Linked DNA regions of Mus musculus: region 1 is linked to region 2. A link is a loop called in an ENCODE intact Hi-C map of the cell type or tissue named here. Cell type or tissue: gastrocnemius. All regions are shown on one strand. Each heading gives the region's core, and the rest is flanking DNA. Links, peaks and the distances in the headings are about the cores only. Region 1 overlaps Dis3l2 (DIS3 like 3'-5' exoribonuclease 2). Region 2 holds the start of Nppc (natriuretic peptide type C).

The links. Hi-C counts contacts between places; a loop is a spot of excess contacts. Peaks named below come from ENCODE experiments on the same cell type or tissue, not always from the same donor. Only the 100,000 strongest peaks of a DNase experiment are listed, where the experiment ranks them.
Region 1: a loop joins it to region 2, with 3 times the contacts of the local background. A loop is called at or near these places in 7 of 42 quality-filtered maps.

The regions. Positions count from the first base shown.
Region 1 is chr1:86,964,654-86,973,230 of GRCm38, forward strand. All of the region lies in intron 11 of Dis3l2 (DIS3 like 3'-5' exoribonuclease 2), which reads left to right. Among named protein-coding and RNA genes, the nearest start is that of Gm41909, 41 kb to the left of the region's middle. In gastrocnemius, for the core only: CTCF peaks have their summits at 3,826 (motif pointing left) and 8,232 (motif pointing right); a DNase peak (open chromatin) is centred at 3,798; H3K27ac peaks cover 402 bases.
Region 2 is chr1:86,666,410-86,674,986 of GRCm38, forward strand. Nppc (natriuretic peptide type C) reads right to left here and starts at 4,164. Exons shown (of 3, transcript NM_010933.5): 1 at 3,940-4,164; 2 at 3,235-3,545; 3 at 1-389. The coding sequence starts at 4,029. The coding sequence ends at 3,255. In gastrocnemius, for the core only: CTCF peaks have their summits at 3,246 and 4,150; DNase peaks (open chromatin) are centred at 1,994, 3,338 and 4,193; H3K4me3 peaks cover 2,186 bases; H3K27ac peaks cover 879 bases.

The DNA of each region.
Region 1 (8,577 bases), core at 309-8,308, 300 kb after region 2:
TTGAAATGTCTCACATTTTAGGAGAATGTCTGGATAGAAAGAAATAGTTTGGGGACCTTCCATACAGAGGTTTAAAAAAAAAAGTATGCTCAGAGGCTGGAGGGATGACTTGGCAGTTAAGAGTCTTTACTACTTCTGGAAGAAACCCAAATTTGGTTCCCAACACCCACCTGGCATCTCACAACCACTAGTTATCTCCAGTTCCAAAGGATCTTACCTTTCCTGGCCTCTGGTGGTACACAGAGCTCACATAGGTGCACATGTGTATGCATGTTCACGCACACTTACACACACACACACACACACACACACACACACAAAGAGAGAGAAAATAAAGGCTTTAGAAACACTGTTTGAGGAACAGATGTAGTGTGACCTTGCTGGGGTATGAAGTTGGAAAGAGGCTTAAAGTGGCAGACTAAGCAGCATGGGCATCCTTCAAGGTAATAGGTTATGCTCAGTTTTGCAACAGTTGAGTGGCCTTCCTTCTAAGTAGAAACTCTCTTGAGTGCTCTGGATAAAGGAAAATTCAGCCAGAGTCAGGGCTAGCATATCAGTATCAGGGTCTGTTCCACATCACTGCCCCTTGAAACTTTGAGTAAATGCCCCGACATAGGCAGAGACACTTGTTCATAGACTAAAGTATTTATCAATGCTACAGAATCATGCTGGACAGTCACCTCCAATGTCAGCAATGCCTATCACAGAGCAAAAAGGAAAGAGAAGCAAGGGGTGGGGAAATGGAGAAGCTGTTTCTCCAGGTACTGCTGCTGCCTACGTTGAGATAAATACAGAGGGCAGATTCTCCCTAGTAGTTAGCTTTTAGTGCATGTGACTCTTGGCCACTGATTGTGGGGACCTAACCCTGCTCTTTCTATGTTTTGTTTTTGTTGTCATAGACTTGAGGTGTTATTGTATAGCTCAGGATCTCCCCACCTCTGTCATCATATCAAACCTATAGATCTAGTCTTTAGTGAACACTTCCTGGCCCAACCAAAAGTATCTGGGACCTATTCATCAATAGGAGACCAAAATCCAGCTCACCCAGCACATGGAATCCTGGGAAAGGGAAAGGCAATAGGACCTGATATAAATAGGATTGCAGGTTATCACCAGATACGAAAGAAGATGCACGGGAAGAGAGACAGCTCAGTCATTAGGAGCACTTGCTGCATAATCATGACCAAACCTCAACGATATCCCAGTAGCCAGATGTCCTTACAAAACACCTGTAACTCATGCTCTGGAGGATCTGATACCTTCTGGTCTCTGCTCGTGTTCAGGTACACACAGCTATAGATAACCACATACATCATGCAGGCGCACACACACACACAAACTCTAAAAGCAAAGAATATACTGAAGTCTGGAGTAAAGGAAGGTGTTATTCGCCTCAGCAACACACATATTAAAATTAGGATGCATATTAAAATTAGGATTAATACTGCCCTTGAGAAAGGCTTATATGCAAAGTTGAAGAGCGTCCATATTTTAAAAAATAAAAATTACTGAGGCAAACTTTATTTTCCTGGTTTTCCATTATTTTCATGAAATATCTAAAGCTAGGTATGAGGTTTATTAAGTTCAATTTTGTATCTTGACTCTTTGTTTGATAGTTGTTTGATTGGTTGATTTGGTTTGCTTTTATGTTGTTGCTGCTATTGTTGTTTGTTTTAGTTTTGAGACGAAATGTCATGTAGCCCAGGCCGACTTTAAACTCTTCATGTAGCCCAGGCTGACCTTAAACTCTTCATGTAGCTGAGGGTGGCCTTGAACCCTTGATCTCCTTTCCTCTATCACACAAGGATAAGATTAAAGGTGCATGCTGAACTTTGAAGACTGGAAGTCCAAATGACATAAGGCCACCTCTAGTGAGGGCCCTTTTCATCTCTTCAAGGCAGATAGTATGGCAATGACTGTATAAAAAGAAAACATCATATGGCATGTCAGACGGCTAGGATGAAAGGAGGAGCCAGTATTAGCCTCACCTGTCAAAGTTCCTACTATCTGTCAACACTGCTCTACTGAGAAACAGTCTCTGATTACACAAACCCTTGATGAGAGAACATTCAAATCATCTCTAAATTATAACAGAAGTTCTACCAACAATGATTCCATGAAGAGCTTTGCCACTGGTATAGGAAACTATAGACTATATCCAAAAAGGGAAAACCAGTGTCCACATTTGAACACTGTAAATGGAGACAAAGAAAATCACTTGATCGAGGTTTAGAATGCCAGACCTTAAGCACAGGCAGATTGGGTGTTATAGGCCAGGACTGTTGCTGTCACAAGGTAACCAATAGTTCAGGAGGTGAGAGGGGATGGGGAAGTAGAAATGGCAGTGTCTTGTTTCTTAAGTGATTTGGGGAAGTTTTGTTGCTTATTTGTTCATTTGATGGAGGATAAGGTACTGTTCTTATAGAAACATCAGTACAGGGAGGGTGGAAACACACAAAGGGAAGAAAACACCAGGCTCTCTATTCTCATGCTGTGTTTAAAGAATTCATGATGTTCAGATTCAGGTATCAGAACAGAAGAGTCTAGATTCCAAGAAGAGGCAGGGCTCAGAATGCAGAGGACAGAAACCAAGGAGAAGGAGGCAGGAAGAAGAACAGAGGACAGAAGGTAAGGGCCAACCAAGAAGGGAGTACAGGAAAGGCCAGTCTTGAGTGTTCACTGGTTCTGTATTTTAAAAACAACATGTGGTTATAGATTATATAATATATATTACTTTCCATATGGTCATATGTACACAAATGAAACGCATGGATTTCATGCCATCATGCTAACATTCTAAGAACCGGGATCCCATGGTGTTTGTGCTTTCAAGTCTTGGTTTATAGAATCTAAAATTCCTACAAGGAATTTTACAAGGAGTGTGTAACTTTGATAATTAAGAGAAAAAAATGAAAGCTGAGAAGTATAAACCATTCTGAGAAGCTTCAAGTGGAGCAACTGGAGTGTGACTGGCAGAGGAATATAGTCTGGAGTTAAGGGAAGCTCCACCTTTGCACTTGGGGAATCGAACCAGATGAGCAGGGAGATCACTAGCTAGAGCTCCAGGCTGAAGGCAGGAGACACTTGCCATGAGATAACAGGACCAGGGCATCCCTGAAAAGCTAGGGAAAATGGCTCAAGAGAGTAGTTGATGGAGAGTGCTAGAAAAGGCTTAAGTCTACCTTCTCTGTGTACAAGAGTTGAGTTTTCTGCTGAGAAAGAATGAGAAGGTAGAAGAATTGGAGGAGAGAAGTAATGCGTGTGAAGCCTGGGGGAAGATGCTATCAAGGCATGGCAGGAGCTGAGACTGTTTGTTGATGCATCCCTATATAGCCCAGCATGTTTTCCTGCCACCTTCAGTGTTTAGCCAGTAGGGTCCCAAGAACAAAGAAGGCACACTGTGAGATTGGTTACATGACTTGCAGTTAGGACAGTGGAGTTGGGCAGCTGGGGAACTGTGGTGAAAGTCCATAATAAACAGGGAGGGATACAGGCAGGGCCAAGAGAAAACTACCAAGCCCCACGGAAGCATAGGCACTGGCCCTATGCTTTCGGCAGCAGGACTTTCTCTACACAGAGATCCTTCCTGGTTATCTTGGTACTCTGCACCTCAGTCCGGCCCAGAATCTCTCCAGAGAGTGTGACGAGCCTCACACGGCCAATGTGCTGCATGGAGTCAGGCAGGGCATCTTTCTTCCTCCTCATCTGCCTGGGTAGAGTTTTGAAAAAGTGGCTTTAAAGAGAATAGCCCCACCTTGCCAGTCCTCTGCCACAGGAAAGCCTGCTGCACTCCGGGTTGAACAGGAACGCATGCACAGTGACCCCTGGAGGACCAGTGGATTTATGAGAGGCTGTGATGTGCCAAACCACAAATGTGATCGTAACCTCTTAATTTCTTCTCCTTTGAAAGGCAGAGGCCTAACCACCTATTTACAAAACTGGATGAACATGCACTGTTTCCTCTGAATTCCATCTGATTCCTTACCCAGAATCTAGTAGAAAGTGTATTAAAAGGACTGTCCCTTAAAAATTAAATGCATTTCTGCTGCCACAGCTTCTTCATGAAACTTGAGGTCTTTGGCATCTGACCAGTGGGAGGAGCAAAACAGTTTTGATAACCAGGACAGCTACAGGGTATACTAGTGGATTTTTTTTTTCCAGAGGGTTGCCAAGAAAATCTTTCCTTTCTACTGAAAGTACTAATTGCTATGGGCATTTTTTTGAGAAAGATGCTACTATAGAATATCTGTCAGCAAGGATTTCATAAACTGTTGGGATTTGGTTTTTTTATTTGTTTGTTTTTGTTTTGTTATTGCACGAATGTGTGTGACAGACAGACAGACAGACAGACAGACAGACAGGGAGAGAGAGAGAGAGAGAGAGAGAGAGAGAGAGAGAGAGAGAGAGCACATAGAAAACAGCAGGATATTTATCTTATACCAAAAGCCATCCATCTGTGCACTAATAGTGCCTGCCTGCTGTGTGGAGTAGATAGAAGGACAAAGCCAGACTGACTTGCCTTTGTTCTTGGGGGTTCCATATCCTGGGGGCACCTAACAAGGGATCAGGATACAGGGTGGTCAGGACCTTTCCAAGTGCTGTAGAAGAGCTCGGAGGGTGGAGTAAGTAGCTAATTCTTTGGGACTGTCCCACAGCCTCTGTGAAAGATCAGGGGAAGTTATAGAACAGTACATTCTCTGCCTGGGGGAGTCTGGAGAAGCATGGAAATGGCAAGGATCTGAGTGTAGAAAGATAGCCAAAGTTTGCCTGAAGCAAGGTGTCCAGAAAGGTGTTCCAGAAAATGGGAACACCATGTGCAGAAGCTGGAGCAGCGAGCAGGCAGGCAGGTGAAGGGCTCGCAGCGGGTGGGCCCATGGGCTCGAGCTGTGTGTGCCCTGCACAGGGCTGAATGCGGGCTGAGCCAAGTGGCACAGGGCTTGGACACCTTCAGCTGATTGTTAATGCGCATTTCAGAGCAATTTCGCTTTGAATAAAACCCATGTTCAGAATCGTTCTAGCATGTTGGGTTATCAAGAAGTGCTGGGCTCAGAGTCTGACTCGAGGTCGCTGTCCAAAGCCTTTCTGATTTCCACCTGCTGCTACCTCCTCTGTACTGCCCTCAGCTGCTTGATGATCTTAAGACCTGAGCTCTACCCCCCTTTTCATTCTATACATAAAATTTTAGCCCTTTCTTGTTTATGAAAATAGATCAAGATTACTATGTATAAAAAACATAAAATTATATTATGTATAACATAGTTTATAAATGCATAACTTAAGAGATGCCTTTGGGACACTGCTATTAACTGCATTTCCACCTTTATTTGGACTTCACCTGTTTTTTCCATCAGTGTTTTCTGTCTCGGGGTCCAGTCTAGGCCCAAGATACAATGACTTTCTTTTGACAAACACTAAAGCATGATGACCAAAGTCATGTTGTGACTAAAAGTCTTATAACTGAAAGTATGATACTTCCTTGAACACTGTCCAATTAAAAGCAACAACAAAAATAAATATTGAGCTCTGGACTAATTGTTGCAGCCAGTTGCCACAGAACATCTGGTGTCGTCATCTGGCAATGAAACCCAGAAAACGTGTGGGTTTTGCTCAGCCTCAATGATAGTGCACCACAGACTGGGTGACTTCACCAACAGACCTATATAGTTGTTCCCAGCTTCAGGTGCTAGCCAGTGTGATTCCTGGTGAAAACCTACCTCTCTCATATGTGGCTGTGTCCTCATATGGCCTTACCTCTGCACCTCCATGGAGAGAGGGACTGTGTGTTTTTTTGTCCTCTCATCCTTAAAATCAGTTTTGTGTAACTAGGTCCCACCCTTATGACTTCATTTAACCTTTGTAATCACTTAATAACCCTGTCTTCAAATACTGTTAAACTGGAGACTACAGCTTCAGTATATCAATGGGGAGGTACAATTCGGTTCACAGCATAGTTAAAAGGCTGAAATTATATAAAAAATTTTAACTTTGTAACTTTGTCACAAAACAGTGTATATGACACAAAAACTCTATAGTGTGTTGGTGTAGATGAAGACGCAGTTTTTTTGTTTTGTTTGTTTTGTTTGTTTTTTGGGGGGTTTTTGTTTGTTTGTTTGTTTTTTTGGTTTTTTCGAGACAGAGTTTCTCAGTATAGCCCTGGCTGTCCTAGAACTCACTCTGTAGACCAGGCTGGCCTCAAACTCAGAAATCCACCTGCCTCTGCCTCCCTAGTGCTAGGATTAAAGGCGTGCGCCACCACGCCCAGCTACAATGCTTTATAAAACAATGGACATACAAGAAAATGTAACATATTAGAACACATTTTAACTTATTACTAAAGCTAATGGGGTGCTGAGGCTACAGCTGGCCTAGCATGCACAAAGCCCTGGGTTAAACCCCCAGCGCAGCATAAACCAGGTATGGTTGTGCACACCTGTAATCCCAGCACTCAGGAGGTGGGGAATCACAAGTGCAGAGTCATCTTCAGCAAAGCCATCCTTTGAGGCAAGCCTAAGCAACACAAGACCCTGTCTCAAAGCAAACAAACAAAAACCAAAATATCAAAGTGTTTGCGTCCTTTGAGCTGACGGTATTAAAAAAAAAAAAAAAAAAGAAACAGACAAGAGAAAACACCCTATAGGTGGAACAACAATATGAACTAACCAGTACCCCCAGAGCTCGTGTCTCCAGCTGCATATGTAGCAGAAGATGGCCTAGTTGGCCATCATTGGGAAGAGAGGCCCCTTGGTCTTGCAAACTTTATATGCCCCAGTACAGGGGAACACCAGGGCCAAGAAGGGGGAGTGGGTAGGCAGGGGAGCAGGGTGAGGGGAGGGTATAGGGGACTTTCTGGATAGCATTAGAAATGTAAATGAAGAAAATACCTAATAAAAAATTGAAAAAAGAAAAGAAGAAAAAGAGAAAACTTCAATAACACTTTCATATAGAAGCTGTTACCAAAGTTTTCAAGTAATCACTGGGTGTAAAACTTCTAGAATACTGCCAAACACCTATTAATTTCTGTTACCAATACCAGCCATGCATCTTCAATTTCTTCTTCTACATCAAGCACATGCTTTCTATGGAAACAGCACATTACAGAAACTTCACAAAGTGAGAGAAACCATGGGGATTGGTTTTGATTTTACTAATAAAGAAATTTACTAAATTTACATAAATTCAGTGTAACAGCCCTCCCTTCCCAGTAAATTGAACCCAGTACAGGGTTCAACAGTATATGTCAAGTTAGGCCACAGTAAGTATAGGAAAGAAATGGTTTATAATGCTATTTCAATTTGGGAAAGAGTGTAGGTGGTAATATTATAATCAAGAAAAATATGGGAGAAGGAATAGATTTGAAGGCAGGAGGGAGAGAAGGCAAAGTATCTTGGTGGGGAAAACAAGGAGAGATACTAATTTTTTTCTGGTATTATAAATAATATTCAGTGACAGCTATTTCTTATAATTTGAAGTATCTTAAATACAAACTATTTTGTTTTTAAAAACAGGTTGTATAATTATATTTTTTATTGTTTATTTGATTGTTTGTATAACCTTAGCTGACCTGGAACTCTCTATGTAGACCAGGCTGGCCTCAAACCCACAGAGATCTATCTGTCTGCTTCTACTTCTGCCTTCTGAGTGCTAGTATTAGTGTGTGCCACCATAACCAGCAAGATCAGTTTATTATTATGAGATTAAAATGATAAGTGAGATAAATAATTCAGGCTTTAAAAGCTTCAAAAATGGGGCTGGCAAAATGGCTCTGTGGCTAATGTGCTTGCTGTCAAGCCTGGTGGTCTGGGTTCAACCTCTAGTACCTACATAGTAGAGAAAACTAATTCCCCTACACTTCCCTGACCCCACATGTGTGCCATGCTGCACACACACACAAATAAATAGTGCATTTTTTGAAAATCCTGAAAAATGGGTGATTGGTTGGCCAATATTCATCTATAAATCTGAATTTATGAACTTCAATTGTAATAGTTATATTGTATTTTTCTGTTTATACTCCAACATAATTTTGTAATTTATTGTATATTCAATTACTAAATTAAAAACTGGTTATTTTGCCCTGATAAGATTTTATATTTAGACATTGAGTTCTTAAGAATATTATTCAATCAGAACAGTTATATCACCAAACCTCCCCCATATTCTTTAAATATTTATTTTTATCTTATATATACACTTTGTGTATGTCTGGTACCCATAGGGACCAGAAGAGGGCATCAGATCCCCTCGAATTGGGGTGAGCCACTATGTAGGTGCTAGGAATCAGACCTCTGCAAGAATAGTAAGTTCTCATAGCTGCTGAGCCATATCTCCAGCTCCCTCCTCCTGTAGGCTCCAAATCTTCTCCAAATCACTCATAATTATTAATGTAGTATTGTATTTTATTACTTAGGGAATAATGACAAGAAAAAAAGTATATATATGCATTCCCTGCAGATAAAAATTTTTTAAATGAAGAAATTTTTTCTTGCCTTGGCAGAACCTAGGGATGCAGAAGTTGGACTGTAACTACAAACAGTGACAGTGTTTCTGTCCGATATCTTCCCTTTCTACTTCCCAGGC
Region 2 (8,577 bases), core at 105-8,104:
CTTTATAAACAATATAAATAGCTTTACAACATAAATACATTTATGCATGACGTGAATTTACAAACAGCAATGTTTTACAGCTAGCTGGTTTTGTCAGTCACTTTAAAAACTGTCCCTTGTCATCAAGTCGGTGTGGGAGTGTGTGTCTCATGTATATAATATATATATAATATATAACTTTTTATTTTTCATTTTCAAAAAAAACCCCAAACAATAAAATCATACCCTCCCCTCCCCAAATAATAATAAAACAGCTGGTGTTGTGTATTGCCAGTACCAGGAGGAAAAAAAAAAAAAGAAATGTAAAAGCCACATTGCGTTGGAGGTGTTTCCAGATGCTGGAGGCTGATGACCAGGGATGGCCTCAGTGCACAGAGCAGTTCCCAATCCTGAAACACAAAGTGAACACAGGACACTCAGTTCCGGTCTCTTCACTGAAAAAGCCCATCCCACAGGGTAGTTGTAGAACTTTCCCCCCTTTCTTACAGTAGCACTAGGCAAAGCCTGTGTGCCTTCGATCTACAGGTCCTTGATCGGCACTGGCTGGACCAGCACAGGTGAAACCATAGCATCTGCCAGACCTGAGCCCCTCCCCTAAGATTTAACTACAGGCCTTGCTCTCGGCAATGGCTGAGAATAGCGGCCCCTTTCCAGCTCATTTTTGCTACAACACAACCCCCCAGGGCAGTCAGTTTCATCTGGTTTCATGTCTGCTTGGCTACATAGGGACAGAGAAGAGAATAACTCAGGGGGAAGTGTGTCCTATTCTGGACTCAAATCGTCGATCTGATTTGACTTCCTGGATGGCCCCAAGTAGCTTTGAGCTCACCTATAAAATGGATAATAGCCACCTCCCAGAGCCAGCACTGGGATTTAACAAAAGGCCACATATTAAGCATCTGCCCTGTCTGGGTCACAACTTCTAAGCAGCAAAGAACACTTCCTCTCCTAGCTACCTTTGTCTTAGAAATTGGTGGCTTCAATGTCCCCTTCTGCAGCAGCTGGCAGTGTCTGCCACCAGCCTGGGGCAAATGTACAGCTTTGCTGCGTTGGAGGGTTTGAAGGATGAGAGTAAGCTGATGACCGCTGTACTCAGTCCCTACTAGTGGTGGCTGCATGAGTTCTCCATGTTCAAAAAACTGGCAGACATGCAGGGCCCTCCTAAAGGACTGCACTCACGAGGGGCCTGGCTCTGATGGTCTGGGCAATTCTCCCTAACTCGATTCTCTGGCTGTTTCACAGGTGGTGTTCCTAGGGCCAGAGGCAAAATGTCCATTGAGGTCTTGGCCACACCCGAGTCTCTGCCAGTTGTATAATCAAAACCTATAACCATCAGCGGCAGTCATTATGACGATGCCTAGAGCCAAAGTCAACCTCTGCGTGGAGAAAGGGGCAGAGCCTCGGGAGTTTTCATCAGCATGAAGGATGAGCCTTGCACTCTTCCATAAGACCAAATGGGTGCTCTCCGCTGGCCAGCTCCACTGGGAGACTTCAGGTTGGAAGGACGATCTATCCTCTCACTGGGGCTGGCATAGAGGAGGCTGAGGCTTTGCCTTTATGCCAAGAGAACTTCCAGGAGGCTGATGATCTCCACTGGTCAAAGTGGAGGGGTAGGGTGTAGAAGCCTTAATTGTCTTGATTTTTCCTCAACATTCTCACTACCCTGTGCCCACAGATGCCTAAAGCACCTTCAGAGAAGCACATTCCAGGCATTTAACCGGAGGTTAAGTAACGTTGGTTTAGACTCTAAAGTCCTTTCTTGGCACATACATCGCAAACTGAAAATTCAAGTCCTCAGACTCCATCTCTTAGGTATTCATATGGAACATAGCAAAAGACCCGCCCATAAGTACTAGAATCACCGCTCTCCCTGAGTAGAGCAGAGACCTAACACCTCTGTGGAACTGGGGTGAAGCACGCAGCCTGTTCAAGACTCAGTGCAGAGAGGAGAGGGCCATCCGAGATCTAGAGCCAGGGCACTTGGCAGAGCTCCTGAACTGGGGGTATGTGTTTCTCTCGTCAGTGGCCAATATTTCCAAGATCCCTTCTGGGTATGATGTGGGCTCCTGAAGGTCTGTCACTTAAGTTACTCATGAATTAATATGGGGACACAAGTACACAGAGCACTGCACTTCTGCAAAGGTCTCTCATGCCTTTAAAAAAAAAAAGGCTCCTGTCATGTGATGGGGGAGGTGTTCCTACTCCTTACTGGGAAAAGAATGGCCACTGGTCAATCTTCCTGGGTTGGGGAGAGCAGCCTCCTCACCACTGGGGTGGGCTAGAGCAAGAGGCAAAGCCAAGGAACAGCAGAAGCCTGACTGTCAAGCACTTATCTAAGTAAAGTGTGTCTCATCACATCATCAGGGATAGAGAGCAGAAGGAAGTCAGGAAGGACCCAGCAGCTTATGAGGATGCTGGGAAGATGGAGGCTTCCCGTCTCCATGGAGGGGAAGGAGGCCAGAAATAGTTCAGAGCACCACAAGGCTGGTAAAGAACTCACTGTGGACACACTGAGTTTGAGGTTAGGTCACGAAATAAGCTTTAGCTTGTTCCTTTGCCTCTCTCTTGAAACAGGGTCACCAGCCTAAGGTTCATCTCGGAAGCCCCAGGGCAGCAGCATCAGGACCCTGGATAGACCAGTTTGCCCACAGTTGAGTTGAGAGCAGGGCTAAGATTCAGAATGCCCCAGGCAGAAGAGTGCCCTGCTGCTGCCACAGAGGTTCTCTCTACTAGGAGGGGGCAGGCATATCTGCATGCCTGCCTCACCTGAGGGACAACAGCCCCAGAAAGGCATCCTAGCACTTGACTGCTTGGCTGCTGGCACAGGGCTGGTGGTACATCTTTCTCTCCCTCTTTCCAGGATCTCTCTAACAAGTTTCCAGTTGGCTAGCTGGCCAGTGGTCAGTGGTGGGTTTGGAGGCTGGGACTGCATAAGCCTGTCTCTATTTTTCTAGAGGAAGCCAGATGGAGTACTCTAAGGCTGAACCTGGTCTCTGACCTGGCCCGTGTTCACTTTTTTGTTGTTGTTGTTTTTTAAATCTGTAAAATGGGATATGTGAGGTGGCAGGCAAATGTCTGGGTACACTTGATCCCATGCCTAAATTGGTTGGGGGAAGGTCACAGAACATAGGGATCAGGGAGGAAACCAAACAGTCTGCGAAGGACAGTGATAAGAGCTTGGCTCTCTTGGGTGCAGAGCTAGGCGAGCGGGGAGCGTCCGATGGTGTTACTTACCGCCGCCAGGGGTAGCTGCACTAACATCCCAGACCGCTCATGGAGCCGATCCGGTCCAGCTTGAGGCCAAAGCAGCCTTTGGACAAGCCCTTCTTGTTGCCGCCTTTGTATTTGCGCGCGTTGGGGTGCTCGTGCAGAAGGCGGGCCCAAGCAGCCCGGGACTTGGTGTCCACACGCAGGTCCCGGAGCAGTCGCGATCGGTCTCCCTTGAGATTGGCTCCCCCGCTGCCTGGAGTCTTGTCACCCTTTTTCTGATTGCCACCAGCTGCCTGGGAATCCGCCAGCTCCTCCCCTGGCGGGGTTCTCGGGACCTGTCGGAGAAAAGAGTGGACAGGTGAAAGAGTGCACCGATGTAGCATAGATGACTTTTACGGGGCCCAGAGTGGCGTGGCCCTTCTCAGCCATGAGCGTGCCTCCACCGATGCGGGACAGCTGAGTCCAGCATCCACCTGCCACGCAGCCTTCTTGCCTGCTCCTCCGGGGAGCCCATTGCTCTTCCCGTGCCGCAGGTCATGCTGGGCACATTGGGGCACGGGAGGTGTGCATGTGTCGACATTCTCCCGAGGCTGGGAAATGAACCCGAGAAGTCCCCGCTTTGAGGGAGCAAGTCCGAGGGGGTCTGCCTTTCCGGGTTCTCTGCTCCCTCCTGCGCACCACATCTTTCCACGCCCCTCACAAGCCCAGCGTCCCCGCGACAGCACCCACCTTCGGTGGTGTCCCGGGCTTGGCTTCAGAGGGCCGGAGCGAGAGTAGCGCGAGCAGCAGGGCGCAGGCGATCAGCTGGGAGAGGTGCATGGTGCCGATGGGACCGAGGTGTGCAGACGGTCTGCAGCCGGGACTGCCGGTGAGCAGTCGGATAGGCGGATGCGGAGCAGGATTGCCAAGCGAGCACAGGTCCTACTGCTGTGCGGCGCCGGCTGGGTGCGCTCTGAGTCCGTGGCTCCGCTGGAGCCTTTATAATCCAACCTGCCGCTGATGTCATCTTCCCGCCCACCGGGCCTCCAGGGCCAATGGCACAGCGCACGCGGCCGAATCGACGGCCCGGAGGGGGCCGGGAGGGGGCCGGGAGGGGGCCACGGGGGCTCCCTCTTCTGCTCCAACCCACATCCCACCTCCGAAGGAGCCGGCGGCTCGGCTCGCTGCGCTCAAAGCCACAAAGCGGCGCGCAGAAAAGAACTCCATTTGTAGAATGCGCTTCGCCCTAGTACTCAGGCTTCTAGGCGTCCCTGCGCTGTGTATCTGCTGCTCCTGATACGTGTCTGTACTCCTTCTGCAGGTGCAAAGGCTTAGAAGAAATGTCCTTTATGCAAAGTTACACAGGTTGAAAGTTGGTGCGGCCCAAAATCTACACAGATCGCTCTGTTTCCAAACTCTTCACAAATGCTGCCACGCGCTAGCCAGGGTGGAAGGGCTGACCATGTCTACACGCTCAAACATGGGGGCGGCAGAGGATGGGGTTAGTAGATCCCAGTGGGAAGTGGAGGGAGAGCTTGAATGTTGTAGCTGCAAAGGAGACTTGTAAGTCTCGGATACCCACGAGTGAGAGGATGTCATCAACCCACGAGTGTGAGCCAGGAGTTTGTGTGTGTGTGTGTGTGTGTGTGTGTGTGTGTGTGTGTGTGTGTGTGTGTTGGGAGGTTAGGAGGCAGGTAGCTTTCCTTCAGTGATGTACTGGCCCTTCCTGAAGGTGGAGATGTCCACTTTAGTGTCCTGAATACCCTAAGAAACTATGGGCAGTACTGGGTTTTAACCAGCTCCAAGCCTCAATAGGCCATCGCCATTGAGTTTGGGGTTGTAGTTGCCTTCTGGCTATAGGGACCGGGCCACTTATTTCTGCTGCACACAATTCCTCGCCTTGACCTGGAATCTTGGTCCATCGGACTCTAGGGAGCTCTGCAATTTAGAGCCACGAGAGAACTTGTAGTTTCAAGAATGGAGTGATGTGCAAGAGTTTGTGTCCCTTCTCCTGAGCAGGATGCAGGCTTGAGCGAGGGAAATGAATGTTGGCAGGGTCCCTGTGGTCTCATGGAGCAAAGAGCCTGGGAGAGAGGACGAGAAGCAGGAGCCAGTTAGCTTCTTACAGAGAAAGGGAAGTGGGAAGAGAGGGTAGTGGGAAGACTGCTGGGATGGACATGGGTCTAGAGGACCCAATGCTTCTGGAGGATACAGAGGAAGCAAGAGTGTACTGAGTGTGCCGTCTACTTCCTCGTCCTTTCCTAGCATGCAACCCAAAGACTCCAAATGAGGACCACAAGCTCCTTCCAGCCTTTCGTTTGGGAAATGACTCACAGGTGAGGTTTGATTTGAGTCAGCATATTGCCCAAAGAAAGATCTAGACATCAGTTTCAAGTCCTTTGTCAGTTCTGGAAGGTTGGTGGCTCATCTCCATTCAGCTCCTCCCTCCATGGCCTTTCTGTGTTACTACATACGAAACGACAACCGTGTTGTGCTTGAGAGGGAGAGAGAGAGGAGAAAGGAGATGAGGGTGAGGCCTTCAGCTGCTTCATGGAGTGTCTTTCGCCTAAGGGGCAGGAGAGTACCATCCAAGCTTTGAGACCGCAGCAGTGTCTTATAAGGCCCCTTATTAAGGATAAGTTGGGACTGTTCAGTCTTGATAGCTACTTTCTAAAGGACTACAGATGGTTTTCTTTTATCCTGTCTTGGTAATGGGCTGGTAACTAGGTCTTCTTCAGGAGGTTTGAGGCTTTGTAAAACTGATGATACCCATGGTCTTGTGGGGGATGACTACATCTGTACTACAATCGACATCTCTTCAAGGAAAAATTTATCTATCTATCTATCTATCTATCTATCTATTTATTTATTTGTGTGTGTGTGTGTGTGTGCGCGTGCATTCGTGTGTGTGTGTGTGTGTGTGTGTGTGTGGTGCAGGCATGTGTGTACTGTGATGTATTTTGGTGTGTGTGTGGATGTCAGAGGACAGCTTGCAGGAGTCAGTTCTCTTCCATCATGTAAATCCCAGGGAGGAACTTGGGCTTCTTGGTGGCAAGCCCCTTCGCACATTAAGCCATCAAGTTGGTCCTGCAGGGGAATCTTCTGATGACCTACAGCTTCTGATCTCTGAGTGTAGTCATCTATGGTAGGTCCTGGATGAGTTAACCTTGGGCTAGGCTTTCCTGCCGCTTCTGGTGCTGCTACTGAACCGATTCCTTTGTTGGGGCAGGAACCTGTGGGCAGAGAGTCTGGGGGTGGGCTGTAGGGACATTGGGGCAGGGAGGCAATGGACACATATGTGCTCAGAGACTGAAGGTCTGCTGCTCCTCATGGCTTCCTTCCTGGGCCTAGATTTGGGATCTTAGCTCCCTTTCTCTGGGAAGTCTACTTCTCCTGCCTTTGGCTCTGGGAACCCAGTGGAGATGGAGGAGCAGTGGTCCAGCCCACTGAGCAGCTTAAATGAACGGACCAGGCACTGAGCTGACTGTTCAGTGTTAAAGCTTTGCCCGGGGGCTGGAGAGATAGCTCAGCAATTAAGGCCACAAATCGCTCTTGCAGAGAACCTGGGGGAAACCTCACAACCCCTTGACACTCTAGCTCCAGGGGTTCTGATGTCTCCTTCTGACCTCTTCAGGCAACTATACTTATGTACACATACCGTACTCAGACACAGACTCATGCACAATTGAAAATAAATCTAAAAGTATCAACAAACTGAAATCTTCAATTCCTCCTGACTCAAAGGAAGGAAAAGAGGCCCTTGGGGCTCAAGGGATTAGTAGTTTTATTGGACATCTGACCATTTGTCATCCATGACTGTTCTACATACCTACAGGGCTGCCCTTCAACCTACTCTGTAGTCACTGAGTTCCATTCCAGCGCAGGAGTGGGCCACAGAATAAACACTGGCTTCATCGGTTGGGAAACATGATGACGGAGATGGTCATGTCAGGAGGGCTTTTTTCTCAATCTGAGCCAACAGAACATGCTTTCCAGTGAAGAAGTCTGAACTGGGCATATAACATAGGAAAAAAAAAAAAAAAAGAGGGTCAGAGTGACCTCTTTGGGTTAACTGGAAGATGAGGGCTTAGAAGTACTGTCTAAGAAACATACAAACAACAACAAAACCCAATCGAACGAGAAGCTTGCTAAAAGACAACCCTAGGAAGCTGAGACAGCCAGCCAGTGGAGGTAAAGAGACAAGATCGAGGGAGGTTAGATGGCTTGAGGTGGGGTGCCCAGGGGAGGGCAGGCCTGGGGGAGAGGCAGTTCTGGGGCCCAAGGCAGTGTCCATGCAAGAGGTGACAGAGGGTTGTCTTCATAAAGTCATTGTGCACATAGGGTGGGAGGGTAAGTGAGCCTGGGGGTGCGGGAAAGTTAAGGCAGAGGAAGAGGCGCTGGTTGGGGGGCAGGGACAGAAAGAGCAGGGAGTGATGGCAGTCAGATCAAAGCTGACCTATGACAAACCTCAAACCTCAGGCATCAAGTATGGCACAGCCAAGGCCCTTCTCTCTCTCCTGGGTCTTTGAAGGGCAGGGGTCTGAGAAAAAAGACCTCATCCTCATGACCCCATTTCCCCACCCCCTTTTCCTTTCCAAGAAGGAGATGGGAAAGCGTGCCCATTGCAGAGGACCTTCTGGAACAGTCGCTGTCCAGACCGGATGGAAAGCTAAAGAGGTCCCATTGTGAAAGGTGTGTAAAGCTTCCGGGAACCTGAGGGGAGGGCCGCTGCGACAGGACTGTCCCCTCAAGAACAGGTGGTAGGCAGGAGCTGCTGGCAGCGATGCCCCCTCCTGGCCCTGGGATAACAGGGGTGGATTCTCAGGCCCTCAGAGGAGAGAGCATTGCTGAGAAACCCATCTGTTTTCCCTGCAATTATTTCATCCCGGGGCCCCCTTCCAGCTGCATAACTTCTCAGAGAGGATACTAAACAGGCTGTGAGCTGTTGTTGGGGAGGCCAGGCAGGGAAATTGCAGCGGGATCCTAGCCAGATCTCATCATTGTGCAGGGCCTTCGGTTTCACCACCTGTAATTGGGAAAAGGCCGTCCTTGCCTCCTGGATGGGGGCAGAGGGAATCTGGCGGAGGCAGCAGGAAGCAGCTGAGGCATATGGGGATCTGACTGTTACCGCTCACACGTACGCACTCTTCCCGGTGGTGGGGCCCAACATGATGAATGGGACTGCTTGATAGCGCACAGCCGTGGGGGACACGGAGGCTTGGCTAGGTCTCCTTGAACCTGGCACCTCCCTCAAGAGGCCTGCACCTAAGGGCCTGCCCTGGAGGAGAGGAGCTGGATGCCAAGAAAACGTCATCAGGCATCCTTTGTAGGCCAGAAATTCCAGGAAAGATTTGAGTCTTTTCCTGACCCTAGGACACCCCCACCTGA